Regions from separate parts of the Homo sapiens genome. Here region 2 is linked to region 1. Evidence: chromatin loops called from intact Hi-C (ENCODE). Cell type or tissue: IMR-90. All regions are shown on one strand. Links, peaks and the distances in the headings refer to the core of each region. The heading gives the core; the rest is flanking DNA.

Region 1 (6,460 bases), core at 2,675-5,174:
TGACATCCTAACTAAATAGGATCTGAAGAGCTGTCCAATTTCCTCTCCTCTTCTCTTTCTTCTCTCTCCTCCTCCCACTTTGCCTGTCAAAAGACAACTGCAGCAAAGAACCTGCTTCAGACAAAGTTCCTGACTTCCACTCATCCTTGAATCAGGACCACTCATGAAGTGTTTAGTTCCTGGCTCAGAGGCAGGCTATACCCATCAAATAAAAGCACCAGATACTCACAAAGCAAGTAATAGATTAGAGATCAGAGCCAGAAAAGTCAAGAGATGCAGGGTGGTGGCTATAATAACAGCAAAGGCTATGAAATCTGATAGACTAGGGTTCTAAGCCCTGTTTGGCATATGTGACCTTGGACAAATTAATAACTGCTATATGCTTCAGTTTCCTCTACTGTAAACTTGTAATGATATCAAACATTTCATATGATTTGTTAAGGATATTTTTTAAACATATATATACATATATATACACACATATATTATCACTTAGCACAGTGCTTGGCTCAGGTAGGTACTCATAAGAGGTAGGAAGAAAAATGGTTAATAACATTCAATAAATATGAAAGTGTGTGTGTTTATGTGTGTAGGGCTCAATGTGGGTGATTAAGAGATTTAAATCATGCTGATTTCCCTTTGAATAATAAACTCTTACAAGCTGATGTTTTCCTACAGAGACCTGCAACATCGTCTTTTTTGTGAAATCAGAGAACATAGACTCTTGACCTCATCCAGTGTCTGTCTAATCCACCCAACACATCTCTTTCATAACTGAAGCTATTTTCCTGTGTTGATACTTAGGGGATATTACTCTGTATAATCCTGTAGTAAGCAAAGTGTTCCTTCAATTCTAGCAGTATTACAGGTTTACCCCATGTGGAAAGAAACCAAGTTGGTACCTACACACAAGCACACACATACCCCTTAATAGTGATATCAGAAATATTTAAAAGATAATAGTAATAAAAAGAATGACAGTTAATACTTATAGATCAGTTCTCACACATCAGGCACTGTTCTACTCGCTTTACATATGATAACTCATTTAATTCTCAGATGCAGTCTGTGAAGTCAATGCTATTAGTATACCAATTTTACTGTCGAAAAACAGACTCAGAGAAGTTAGGTAATTTTGCAGAGGTCACGGGACAGATAACAATATACACATTATGGCCAGGGAGACCAAATCATTGATGAACCATTCATTCCGAGACACTGTTGAACATGAAAGGGGGCAAAAACAGGAACTAAAGTTCACCCTAATTATAATTGCAACCCTAAATACCTTGCAATGCCTACATCATTTTTTTAAAGTCAGTAAATTAATGAGTTCTTATATTTCTACTTGAAAAAACATTGATTGTCCTAAGATTCTAAGATGATCATTAGCATGCTCTATGTAAGGTGTTCTTAATTGAAGCCATTAGTGCTTATGGTATATAAAAACATGTTTTAGTTTCCAACATGATGAGTTTCACTTCAGGGACACAGGCTCAGCCAATATTTTCATATGCTATCTATAACCTTTCACAATAGAAGAATGAACAAGGTACTGGCTCATTAAATCACTAATTGTCCTTCCTTGCCATGGTTATTAGCTAATGTTCTGCCTTTCGCTGTAAAGCATGTGCAAGATTGAGAGTTCAAGGACTAGACATCCCTGAAACATACTGAATGGTGGGTTGTGTTTTTGCATATTTCTACAGATCAAAGCAGTACCTGATTCCATAGGGAGAGCAACAACACAGAGTTATTGACAGGTTTCTGAGCTGGGGCTCACAGTCTTGAAGGGAGAATGGAAAGGGAATAGGCTTCTAGTTTGGTAAACTCCTTGAGGGGGTTTACACAGGGTATACTATTGATGTCCACCCCATAAATAGTTATCTTGGTAGGTACTTAAACATTTACACTGAAGTCAACCTTCTAGGAAAAATCTGTATTCCCATGTGTGTGGCTCTCCTCACACATATAAATAAACAGTAAAAAGAAAATAGGCCGAGCATGGTGGCTCAAGCCTGTAACCCCAGCACTTTGGGAGGCCGAGGCAGGCGGATCATGAGGTCAGGAGATCGAGACCATCCTGGCTAACACGGTGAAACCCCGACTCTACTAAAAATACAAAAAAATTAGCCAGGCGTGGTCGCGGGCGCCTGTAGTCCCAGCTACTCGGGAAGCTGAGGCAGGAGAATGGCGTGAACCCAGGAGGCAGGCAGAGCTTGCAGTGAGCCAGGATCGCGCCACTGCACTCCAGCCTGGGCGACAGAGTGAGACTCCATCTCAAAAAAAAAAAAAAGAAGAAAGAAAGAAAAGAAGTGTACATTGTTTTTAAAAGACGTATAACATTTTACCAATCCTAAACATTTTTATATTTTAATATTTTGACAGTTGGAGAGCATCTTATAATCAATGGAGCATCATTATTTAGTTAGCAGTGTTTCTTTTTATTTTTTTTCCCGTGGCATATAAAATAAAGGTGTGTCTTACCATCCATGGCATTGTAGATTTGAATAAATGCATTATGTATCAGACATTAGCAAGATATCAGCACCATGTAAAAGTAAATCAAAAAGAAGAGGTAAGATGTGACAACACACCAACCTTTATAGCTTAGTACATGAGTGGGAAGGTGGTTATAACTTCTTTACCAAGTGGCTACTACCCATTTAACACATATTTCTTTCCTTCCTTGTTTTCTCCTCTCAATAAAATAATAAAAGGATAGAAATTGAATTTCTGGCATTTATTGTAGCTTTCTTAAATTATTGATTATTGTCCCTAGAATATGAGCTCATGGGGCACAAAGTTCTATGTGGTCCTCAAACACTCATATATATTGGAATCTCCCTAGGAGCTTCTTAGAAATTCATGGTCCTCGCCTCCTGCCTGGACATTCTAACTCAGACAGTCCCCAGTAAGGCCCAAATAGCTGTCTTTTTAACTCTAGGTTAATTATGATCACCCCAAAGTTTGAGAACCCCTGGTCTGTGTTTGGAATTGGCCTATCACTGCAAAGGACTTGAATTTAGAAACTTTGGTCTCAGTAGTATGCACAGGACCCCATTTGATAGAAATTAGTGTGATTTCAAAAGGCAAATACACTGACGAAGGAAGGAATTCTGACATTTCATTGTTTCCTTTGGGGCTGGGACTGAAAGAACATGTATTGGTGATGTCCCTGATACCTATTTCTGTTGGGGTTTTTTTAGCTGTGCCCCATAAAATCGGACGCATCATTGATGGGAGTCCTGCAGATCGCTGTGCAAAACTAAAAGTGGGAGACCGGATCCTAGCAGTGAATGGCCAGTCTATCATCAACATGCCTCACGCTGACATCGTGAAGCTCATCAAGGATGCAGGTCTTAGTGTCACCCTTCGCATCATTCCTCAGGAGGGTGAGTGCCTGAGGCAGCCTTGCAGAGAGGCGGCCAACACATGGACACACTCACCGGGTGTTCTCAGCCTGCCCGCCAGGGTCGCGGAGTGCACCTGCCTGCCGTCACTGTGGTGTCAGAGTGTCAGAGGTTGATTATTATTTCCACTTTTGCAAAAACTCACACTCAGTTGCAATCCATATCTTGTTTACTCAGTACCTGTTTCATTCAGAGGTCAAGCTATGTGACATTGCAGGCTAAATAGTGTGAATTCCAAGACGCCAGGTTATTCAATCATTCCCTGTGGGCCCCCACTTTTATGGTTATATTAAGTCAGAATTCATTCAACAGAGGTGACAGAGTTACAAATCTGAAAAAAAAAATTTATGTTAACAGTAAATCTCTAGAGGATTCCTCAAAGTCAGATTGATTTTGAAAACGTGAAGTTTTGTGGTATAAGGAGAGCTCATTTAGAAAATGTTGCATCTGATAAGAATTTAAAATTCCCACTGAGCCTTTTGAATTTGTCTGTACAAGGACTCCCCCCTGAGGCTCAAAAGAGTAGTGAACATCACAATTCATAACCATGCCCTAAGGGGTCATGGAGCTGTGAACATCACTGCACCAAAAATTCACCATTTCCAGAGACAGTGGGTTCATGACTAGTTTCTGGCTGCTGACTCATCAACGATATTGAAGAATTCCATTTCTGGAGCTCACTGATGAGTGTCCCACACAGAGGCTGATGGGCTCACTCAACTTGGTACCCTCTGTTTTATTCAGCCCCCAATTCCATTTTAGGATTATCTGACATGTAGGCAGCAAATGGCTAAACAGCCACTTGACTTTAAATATAAAACAGTAGTTCTCAACGGGGGTGGTTTTGTCCCCCCAAGGGACATTTGGTAAAGTCTGGAGGCATTTTTGACTGTCTTGATTGAGGTGGGCATGCTGCTGGCATCTAGGGGGTGGAGGCCAGGGATGCTGCCAACTATCCTAAAATGCACAGGACAGCCGTCCACAGGAAAGAATTACCCCACCCAAAATGCCAACAGTGCTGAGTCTGGGAAACCCTGATATAAATGGAGAAGGAATTAAAAGATTTGGACTGTGGGGAAAAAAGGGGGGGGAAGAAGAGTTCATAGGGGAATGCTAATAGATCACCTCCCTTTTCTTACCCAATCAAAAAAAGAGAGAGAGAAAAGAAAATGGCCATGCTGCTTTATAACCTACTATCTCCAGACACCAACATGTATAAGCTATTCAATGGAAATTAACTGCAAACAAGATTGCTCGCTGAAAATCTAAACGCTTCTCAGTTTTCTGAGTCTGGAATGTGTCTGTTGGGCCCTTATTCCAATATATAGAGTCAATTTCAGTTGAAAATTTGATGTTATTAGCAAAGAATTCCAGAAGCAATTATTTAATAGAATAGTTTTGTGACTCTTCCTGTGTCCAGGGTTCTTTCTTCTTTCTGGAAAAGTGTGGAGTCCAGTGGGCTATGAGGCAATAAGACTGACAAGGGATGAGGAAAAGATTGTAAAAAACATTTTTCTTTTTATGGTTCATTCCTTATCCACACTTTGGAAGACTCTTCAGGCTGTTTATTACAAGCAAAAACTGGTGGCGGATCCATTTTCTCTCAGCAAGCGATGCTGCAAAAATAGAGTATGTTTTAGAGCTTAGTCCTTTGAATAATTTTTTTCATAGTTTTATGAGGTTTTTTGGTAATCTTTTCTTCTGGCAGAATGACAAGATACTGTTCATAGCCTTGTTCTGCAGTGATCATTAATGAAAGAATACAAATATCAGAAATGGTATTAGAACTTGATAAGATTAACCTGCTATCTAAAAACCTAGCAGAAACGGAAATAACCAAAGCCTGAGCCATCAGCAGAGGCAAAGTCACTGCCTCTAGTCACTTCTTTCCCCTTATCAACACTAACCTGACTGCATCTGCCGCTTTGGTTCTCCATCGCAGAGCTCAACAGCCCCACCTCGGCACCCAGCTCAGAGAAGCAGAGTCCCATGGCGCAGCAGAGTCCCCTGGCACAGCAGAGTCCCCTGGCCCAGCCAAGCCCAGCCACCCCCAACAGCCCCATCGCCCAGCCAGCACCACCTCAACCACTTCAGCTGCAAGGACACGAAAATAGGTAAAATTTCCTCTGACTTTTGTGATTCTGAGAGGTGATAGGGTGGGGAAAGGAGGGAGTATTTGGGGACAGCACAGGACAGGCAGAGAGAGAGACTTTTATAAAGTAGAAATCGCCGTGCATACCTTTGTGTGATTTCGAGGTTGTGTGTGTTATAGATATGGTTTTATTAGTAAAGATAGCTGAGTGTCTGTCCTTCACAAAGAGAGATGCTTTCCTGCAGAAATGGTGAGCAGTTGCAGATGAGTAGGGCTTAACAGCTGAAGAGCATGTTAAAGAGAGTCCAGAGTGAAGAACTTACTCAGAGGCCCCCTGGCAGGCGCAAGCCTGCAGTATGCACGATGGAAATGCGGCCAATATATGGGGTGGCAGAAGGAGAAGAGTATGATGTGAGATGAAGCCAGTGAGGGTGGCTGGGGCCCACCCTAAAGGGCCTTGTAAGCATGCTTACTTAATGTTTTGATCTTTAAGTGCAGCGGGAAGTCATTGAAGGGTCTTCAGCTGAGGACTGCTATCATTGGATTTGCTTTATAAGAAGGCCTCTCGGTCTGCCCTGCAGAGCGCAGACAGGAGGCTGGCAGGGTGAATGCAGGTTAAGCAGTTAGGAGGTGGCTGCAGACGTCCATTGAACCACAAAAGTCATGGCTCAGAGAATGATGATGATGTGGAGGTAGGGAGAATGTTGAAGGATTTGTAGGCATTAGTAAATATTAGCAGCCAGTGTGGTGGCTCACGCCTATAATCCCAGCACTTTGGGAAACCGAGGTGTGAGGATTGCTTGAGCCCAGGAGTTCAAGACCAGCCTGAGCAACGTGGTGAAACCCCACCTCTACAAAAAACACAAAAGTTAGCCGGTTGTGGTGGTACACGCCTGTAGTCCCAGCTACTTGGGAGGGTGAGGCAGGATAATCACTTGAGCCCAGGAGGCGGAGG
Region 2 (6,460 bases), core at 2,606-5,105, 88 kb before region 1:
AGCACTCCCTGTCTTAGACTTATCTATCATGTGAACAGCACCCTCGGCGTTGTACAATGTGGCTGCAGGAGCAAAGAATTGCAGAAAACAAGATCTGCCTTGGACACTCAAAGGACTAAAAGAAGAATTTTAATTTATCTAGAAATATTTTAATCACTCAGCAAGAAGTGGACTAGGGCGAAAAGAAGCCCATGCGCAGAATGCTGTCTGGACTGGACTGTTTAGAAAGAAATTGACCTCTCTCTGGTCAGTCCTTGCCAAATATGGACTTGGTTTTGAAGCACTCTCACCCCAACAAATATTCAGGCTATTTTGCTTTTGGAACTGTGCCTAAAGCAGTTCTATTTCTAAAACTCTGAGGTGCAGAAATGTGAACACATGGAGCCAGATACATAGTAAGTGCTCAAAACATTTTTCTGGTAAAACCCCATCTTTACAAAAAACACAAATACAGGTGCATGTTGGCATATGCCTGTAGTCCTGGCTACTCGGGAGGCTGAGGTAGGAGGATCACCTAAGACCAGGAGGCCAAGGCTGCAGTGAATGGTGACTGTGCCACTGCCCTCCAGTCTAATCAATAGAGCAAGACCCTGTCTCAAAAAAAAAAATTATCTATAAATAAAAAAATTAAATGTGGGAAGGGTCTTCACTAGACAATCATCTTGGTTGGCTCTACTGACGATAAACCAAGGCATAGTGTTTCTAGCAATGGTCTGAGAGGCAACCTGCTCACGGGGATAAACAAAAACTTGGAATCTCAGAAAATAAGGGGGTAAGAATTCAAGCTGAAAGGCTGCTGCAGCTGACAAGTGATCTCTGATGAGTAATCAGCCTTGGGTCTTACAGCAGTTTGTGCAGTATCCCAAAGAAAGACTCCAGGGAAGCAGTGTGCAGAAGCCAGGCCGGCAGGTAGTTTGCTTCCAGGATATCTGCAGGGACTGGGCCAGCAGAGCCAATTCTGTGTAAGTTGGAGGTGAGGTGAGCAGAGGGAAGGCGGGGGTAGCAGCCAGACCTCAGGACCTATTTCTCTGCTGGGAATGACAGTCTGGGGTCCTGAGAACATGGAGGAATGCCCAGCATCTTCAGTGACTTGATGCTGAGTGACGGTAGAGACATGGACTTCCAAAAATGCCATTCACCGTGAGGCTTTTCCTTGGTGGGAATGGAGACTGTTGAAATAGGACAAAGGTGGAAAACTGTCTGTTATTTACCTGATACACTTCCTCCAAAACAAAAAGGGGAACTATTTGGTGAAAAAAAAAAAAAAAAATTTACGTTGTTGTTGCTGTTGTTGTTGTTGAGACAGAGTCTCACTCTGTTGCCCAGGCTGGAATGTGGTGGCTTGATCTTGGCTCACTGCGACCTCCACCTCCTGGGCTCAAGCCATCCCCCTGCGTCAGCCTCCCAAGTAGTTGGGACCACAGGCACACGCCACCATGCCCGGCTAATCTTTGTGTTTTCAGCAGAGACAGGGTTTCCCCATGGTGGCCAGGCTAGTCTCAAACTCCTGACCTCAAGTGATCTGTCCACCGCAGCCTCCCAAAGTGCTGGGATTATAGGCATGAGCCACCGCGCCTGGTCAAAAAAAGAGCACTTATAACTCACTGTGTAAAACTAAGTGAGTACGAAGACTAACGAGTGGAGAGCTTTTTTCCCACACAACCTGATAACTCACCTCACAAGTCACATAGGTAAAAACTTTACTTTTAATCATCCTAAAGAAAATAAAATAAATAAAATGTTTGGTTTCTGCATAAATTCTACATTGTTCATTGCTCCTGTACTCCAATTCCCAGATGAGGCAAATCAATCCAAAACTCCAAAAATGCCAACTGAACAAACCATTCTATTTCACAATGAAATCTACGTACTCTGTAGAATTGAGAATGAGAAAGCGTTACCCTAACATTTGCCTTTGAATCAAGCAGTCCAAGGCTTTACATGATTTTGGTCCAAGGGATAATAAATGTTCAGGAGAGCAATTGCTTCTGCAAGTCAATTGTACCAAGTCGGTAAGCTTAAACATGGAGCAATTTTATTTTAAAAGTGCCCTACATGCCTGGGAAAAGCAGTGGCTTTAATAAAAATAGACAATAATGATGATGAATATAATAGTGATATTTTATACTCATCTGTTCCCTTTTTAGTTTTGGATTCAAAAATGCATAAATTCTCTTCTGGGTTTCTACTAGCTTTTATACCATAAATCTGTTTTCATTGTGAAAAAAAAGGGGCAGTATAAAATATTGGCCATAAATCATAAAATAGGGAGGCTTGTGGCATTACAGTAAATGGTTTTGGTGAGGTAAATTATCTTGTTAAGTCCTTATCAACATTTTTAATGGTTATTTTTGATTATTTAGTATATTAATATTTTGAAATTTTCAGTTTATTGGTTACTATTTCTTTGAACTATTTGATAACATAACTTGTTAATATTTCTTTAAAGTTTCAGAACTTTTGAGGTAGTTATCCTCTCCCCTAAATTGGATTGCTGTCACCACTATTTATGTCTTCCCTCTTTACAAGTACTTTAAGAATATAATTTCTATTTTCAGAAATCTCAAAGCTAACTCTTAAATATATCTCTGGGTGGTTCTTCAAACCTGTAGGTCAAGTATGTGAGAGCACTTTTTTTTTAGTACAGAAAGCTCTTAAAAGTGGAGAGCATTTTAAGAAAAATGAAAGAACAAATGGTCTGGGGAACAAAGTGAGAAAACATACATGTTTTTCTAATCTTCCTAAAAGGAAGACTGATGTAAAGGAAGAAACATACAGGCTTAGAACTCAAAAGTCTTAAAAGATGAAAGCCCAGGTGTGATACCCGCACACCTAGAAACTGTGGTATGAACAGACAGAGACAGGAGCAGTTCACCTTTGACTGCCCAGACAATTGAGAGGCTATTTATGATCCACAGAAATATTGACAGCTGTGTTGTTCAGAGTATCCCCCCATAACCATGTTTCATGAGGGAGACAATTTTTCTTCTGTTTATTTTCTGATTTATCTCTTCAGCCCTGGGTAACTTTTATGGGTGTGGTTTGATTTGATTTTTGCTTTTCATTACACTTTTCACTCAGTGTTAATTATTTGGTTTTCCTTTTGGCTTGAGAAATATCCATGTTCTGGGTATAAATTCCCTCTTAATCTAAGGAAATTCTCTTTTCTGGCTTTTCATTTGTTAGCTCATGAAGTTTCCTGCAACAGTACAGGACCTATGTGTTAAGAAGCATCAGATGGCAAAGCTTGGACTCTACATAAAGTGACTGTTAGTTTTCTTAGCAATCAGAGATGGGGCCTTCATAGATTCACACTTGGCCATTTTCAAACCCTACTGTGTTTGGGGGCAGTAAAACAAACAATGATTAAGAACCTTAGGTTCAAAAGTAGTTTTAAAATCCTAGCTCTGCCACCTAGTGACTGTGTGACTGGGGGTAAGTTACTTTTCATCTCTAAATCTGCAGTTACTTCATTTGTAAAATGGGATGCTAAGAGAACCTACTTCACGTGGTTGTTGTGAGGATTAAATGGCATGATGTGAAGTGCCTGCCAGAATAAGGACCCAGGAAATGTGACTTATTGTTTGCAGTTTTTCATTTTTCCTTGTTCTGTGTTATTTTTCTCCATAGAGCTCATGAAGCTGGCAAGCTAGAGAACTTACTGATAGATTGTGTACAGGAGTTGAAACAGCTGCTGAAGAGAAAAATCAACATCAATTTTTTGCTATCCCATAAAACACGTGGTTTACTAAACTGAAACCCTCGAGGAATGGGGCATATTTCAGGCACATTCTTGTGTAAGAAGACACAGAATGATGTGCATTCCCAACATATTAAACCCAGCATAAACCTCTCATCTCTCCTGAATGTCCAGCGCTTTTCAAAGAGCTATGTTTTGCATATTTGATTTTTTAAGAGACAAGATCTTGCTCTGTCGCCCAGGCTGAAGTACAGTCATGCAATCATAGCTCACTACAGCCTGAAACTCCTGGGCTCAAGCGATCCTCCCACCTTAGCCTCCTAAATAGCTAGGACTATAAGCACACACCACAATGCCCAGCTAATGTTCTTATTTTTTAAACAAAAGGATCGTTTAAGGCCAAGAGTTCAAGACCAGCCTAGGCAATATAGAGACAAGGTCTCCTTGTGTTGCCTAGTTGCCTAGGCTGGTCCTGAACTCTTGGCTTTAAACGATCCTTTCACCTCAGCCTCTCAAAATGCTGGGATTATAGGTGTGAGCCACTGCACCTGGCCTTGGTATTTTTAAATTAAGTTTTTATCTAACTGTCATTAATAATATTCTATTGTCCACATTTTCTGAATATGTGAATATGCAAATAATATGAGCGATATGGATTTCCCCAAATCTTTGTAAATATCAAATTGGCCATTGCTTTAATGTCCTCTTTTACTCTGTCTGTACTTTTACTCTGTTCTTCACCTTTTGGTCATAGTTTTGGCCACTCTCAGCTTCCCACAGCATCATGCTAAATAATTATCTTTTCATTCTAAACAATAAAGTTAGTCTAGTTCTCTAAACAGTTCTGAGATCTCACAACCTAAGTTAATTTGAGACAATAAACCCTTTGATGGTTTTCACATAGTGAGAAAGAGGTGTCTGGGGCACAATGCTGCTTCATGAGTAAATGGAAAAGTTGGACAACAGGCGGAAGAGAACTAAGGGTCTGCCATGTGGGGAGCAGTCATCCTGATGAGAAAGCCACAAGAGAGGCCAGAATACACTAGCAAAGGAAAAATAGACTGTTGAACCTGTCCTGGGAATTTAAATCTGACAAAGCCATAGATGGGAAAGAGGAGACTTTAGAGGGGAGTTAGCATAGTCAAGCTCAAGAATCCAGGAAGGCTCAGGAGGAAATTCATGACATGCTAAAGATCAGAAAAGTGACCTGGCAACATGGCATAGTGAGCCAAGGAAGAAACGTGTGTGCTCAGTACAGGTACGGTAGCCTTAGAGAGGTGGGAGGGGTAAACACAACATATGGGTTGTAAACCCGGCAGCTGCACCTATCTGCTGAGATTATGGCATAAAATGTCTACAAATGACCAAAGCAGTGCCTGGCACACAGTCAAAGCTCAATAAAGTTTGTTTTCCTAACACAGCAGGACAATAAGGTACTGAACAGGAATATTGTCCCAATTCTGCCATTAATTATTGACGTGATTTCATGGTACATCATTAAATTGCTCCGCTTCCACCTCTGTAAAAATGGATGCGTTTGGGCAAATGTTTGCTCCAGTCCACTCTATTATTTTTCTCATGGTCAAGTTACTTAATGTGTGTCTTATGCTAAAATATAAGCTGGTTTTATCTTCCGTTAAAGGGAAATAGAATATACTGATCAAACTAACAAAAATAATTTTTAAAAAACCAAAGTATCAAACTACAGAATTCCCTTTCAGGATAAATAGCCCTGTTATTTACTTAGCAAGCATTCTTTACATACATGTCACTTTGGTAGGCACTGGGGATGCAAAGACAAACAGGATGTTGCCCCTGCCCTCAAGAAGCTTATAATCTACTTAGCCCAAGGCACATAACAATGAAGTGTCCTGGTGTGTTCCAGGTGCTGTGATGAGAGTGCAGCCAGGGTACCATGGGTGGGGGGACACGGCAAGATTGGTCAGTTCTACCAGGAAGAGAAAGAGTGGTGACAGCATTTCAGAGGTGGTGCATGAGATAAGAATTATAAAGAGGTAACTTCGTGCCAGGCAATCAGGATGGGGTAGGAGTTCTAGGTAGAAATGGGCCCAGCAGGGCAAAGATAGAGTTGTCACACAGCCCAGGTGTTCTGAGAGCTGCAAATGGAGTGGGGCAGACAGACAGAGGGCTCTGAGGTGGAACTTTGTAAGCAGTGGGGCTGGAGCTGCAGGCAGGGCCAGGTCATGGAGTAGGTTGTATAATAAGGAGTTTGGACTCCATTCTGCAGCAAATAGGACACCACTATAGAAGAAAAGAGAAGTACTATGCTCAAATTTGTGCCTTACAAAGATTCCTCTAGCAGCAATGGAAAGAATGGATTGGGCAGGACAGGAATAGAGGAAAGGAAGGAATAGTTAGAAGTCATTTACAGTACTATAGGCAAGAAGTTCTGAGGTACTGGGGCTCTGAATCAAATAGTAGGAAGCAAGAGTCGAGAGAAGAGGTCAATACCAGCGACATCAAGGAATGACAGAATGTGAAAGGGAGGATGGAATGGACAAATTTGCAATGAGCCCCAGGTTTCTGGATTGGAGAATGGTTTGCTATAGCACCATGACTGTTGGAGAAGGGCAAGTTGTGGGGGAAGAGATTACATTCATTATTGGATGTGAGTCTGTGGGCCCTGTAGAATAGTCAGTGTAAATACAGCTGAACAGTTGGTCTTGACATCGGTGGGGGGGAAGGACAAGGCTGATTTAGAAGGAGATTAGATGTTTTCAGTAGTACGAGAGGCCCTGA

Evidence for each region. A loop is a pair of places that touch in the nucleus more often than their neighbours do. Peaks named below come from ENCODE experiments on the same cell type or tissue, not always from the same donor. Only the 100,000 strongest peaks of a DNase experiment are listed, where the experiment ranks them.
Region 2: a loop joins it to region 1, with 4 times the contacts of the local background. A loop is called at or near these places in 13 of 110 quality-filtered maps.

Annotation. Positions count from the first base shown.
Region 1 is chr7:78,131,956-78,138,415 of GRCh38, reverse strand. MAGI2 (membrane associated guanylate kinase, WW and PDZ domain containing 2) reads left to right here. Exons shown (of 22, transcript NM_012301.4): 17 at 3,210-3,395; 18 at 5,356-5,527. Among named protein-coding and RNA genes, the nearest start is that of DDX3ILA1, 140 kb to the right of the region's middle. RefSeq lists enhancers at 2,945-3,444, 3,445-3,946. In IMR-90, for the core only: a CTCF peak has its summit at 3,929; a DNase peak (open chromatin) is centred at 3,985.
Region 2 is chr7:78,219,505-78,225,964 of GRCh38, reverse strand. The region is part of intron 10 of MAGI2 (membrane associated guanylate kinase, WW and PDZ domain containing 2); the gene reads left to right. Among named protein-coding and RNA genes, the nearest start is that of DDX3ILA1, 230 kb to the right of the region's middle. In IMR-90, for the core only: no CTCF peak of the experiment used is centred there; a DNase peak (open chromatin) is centred at 3,794; H3K27ac peaks cover 817 bases.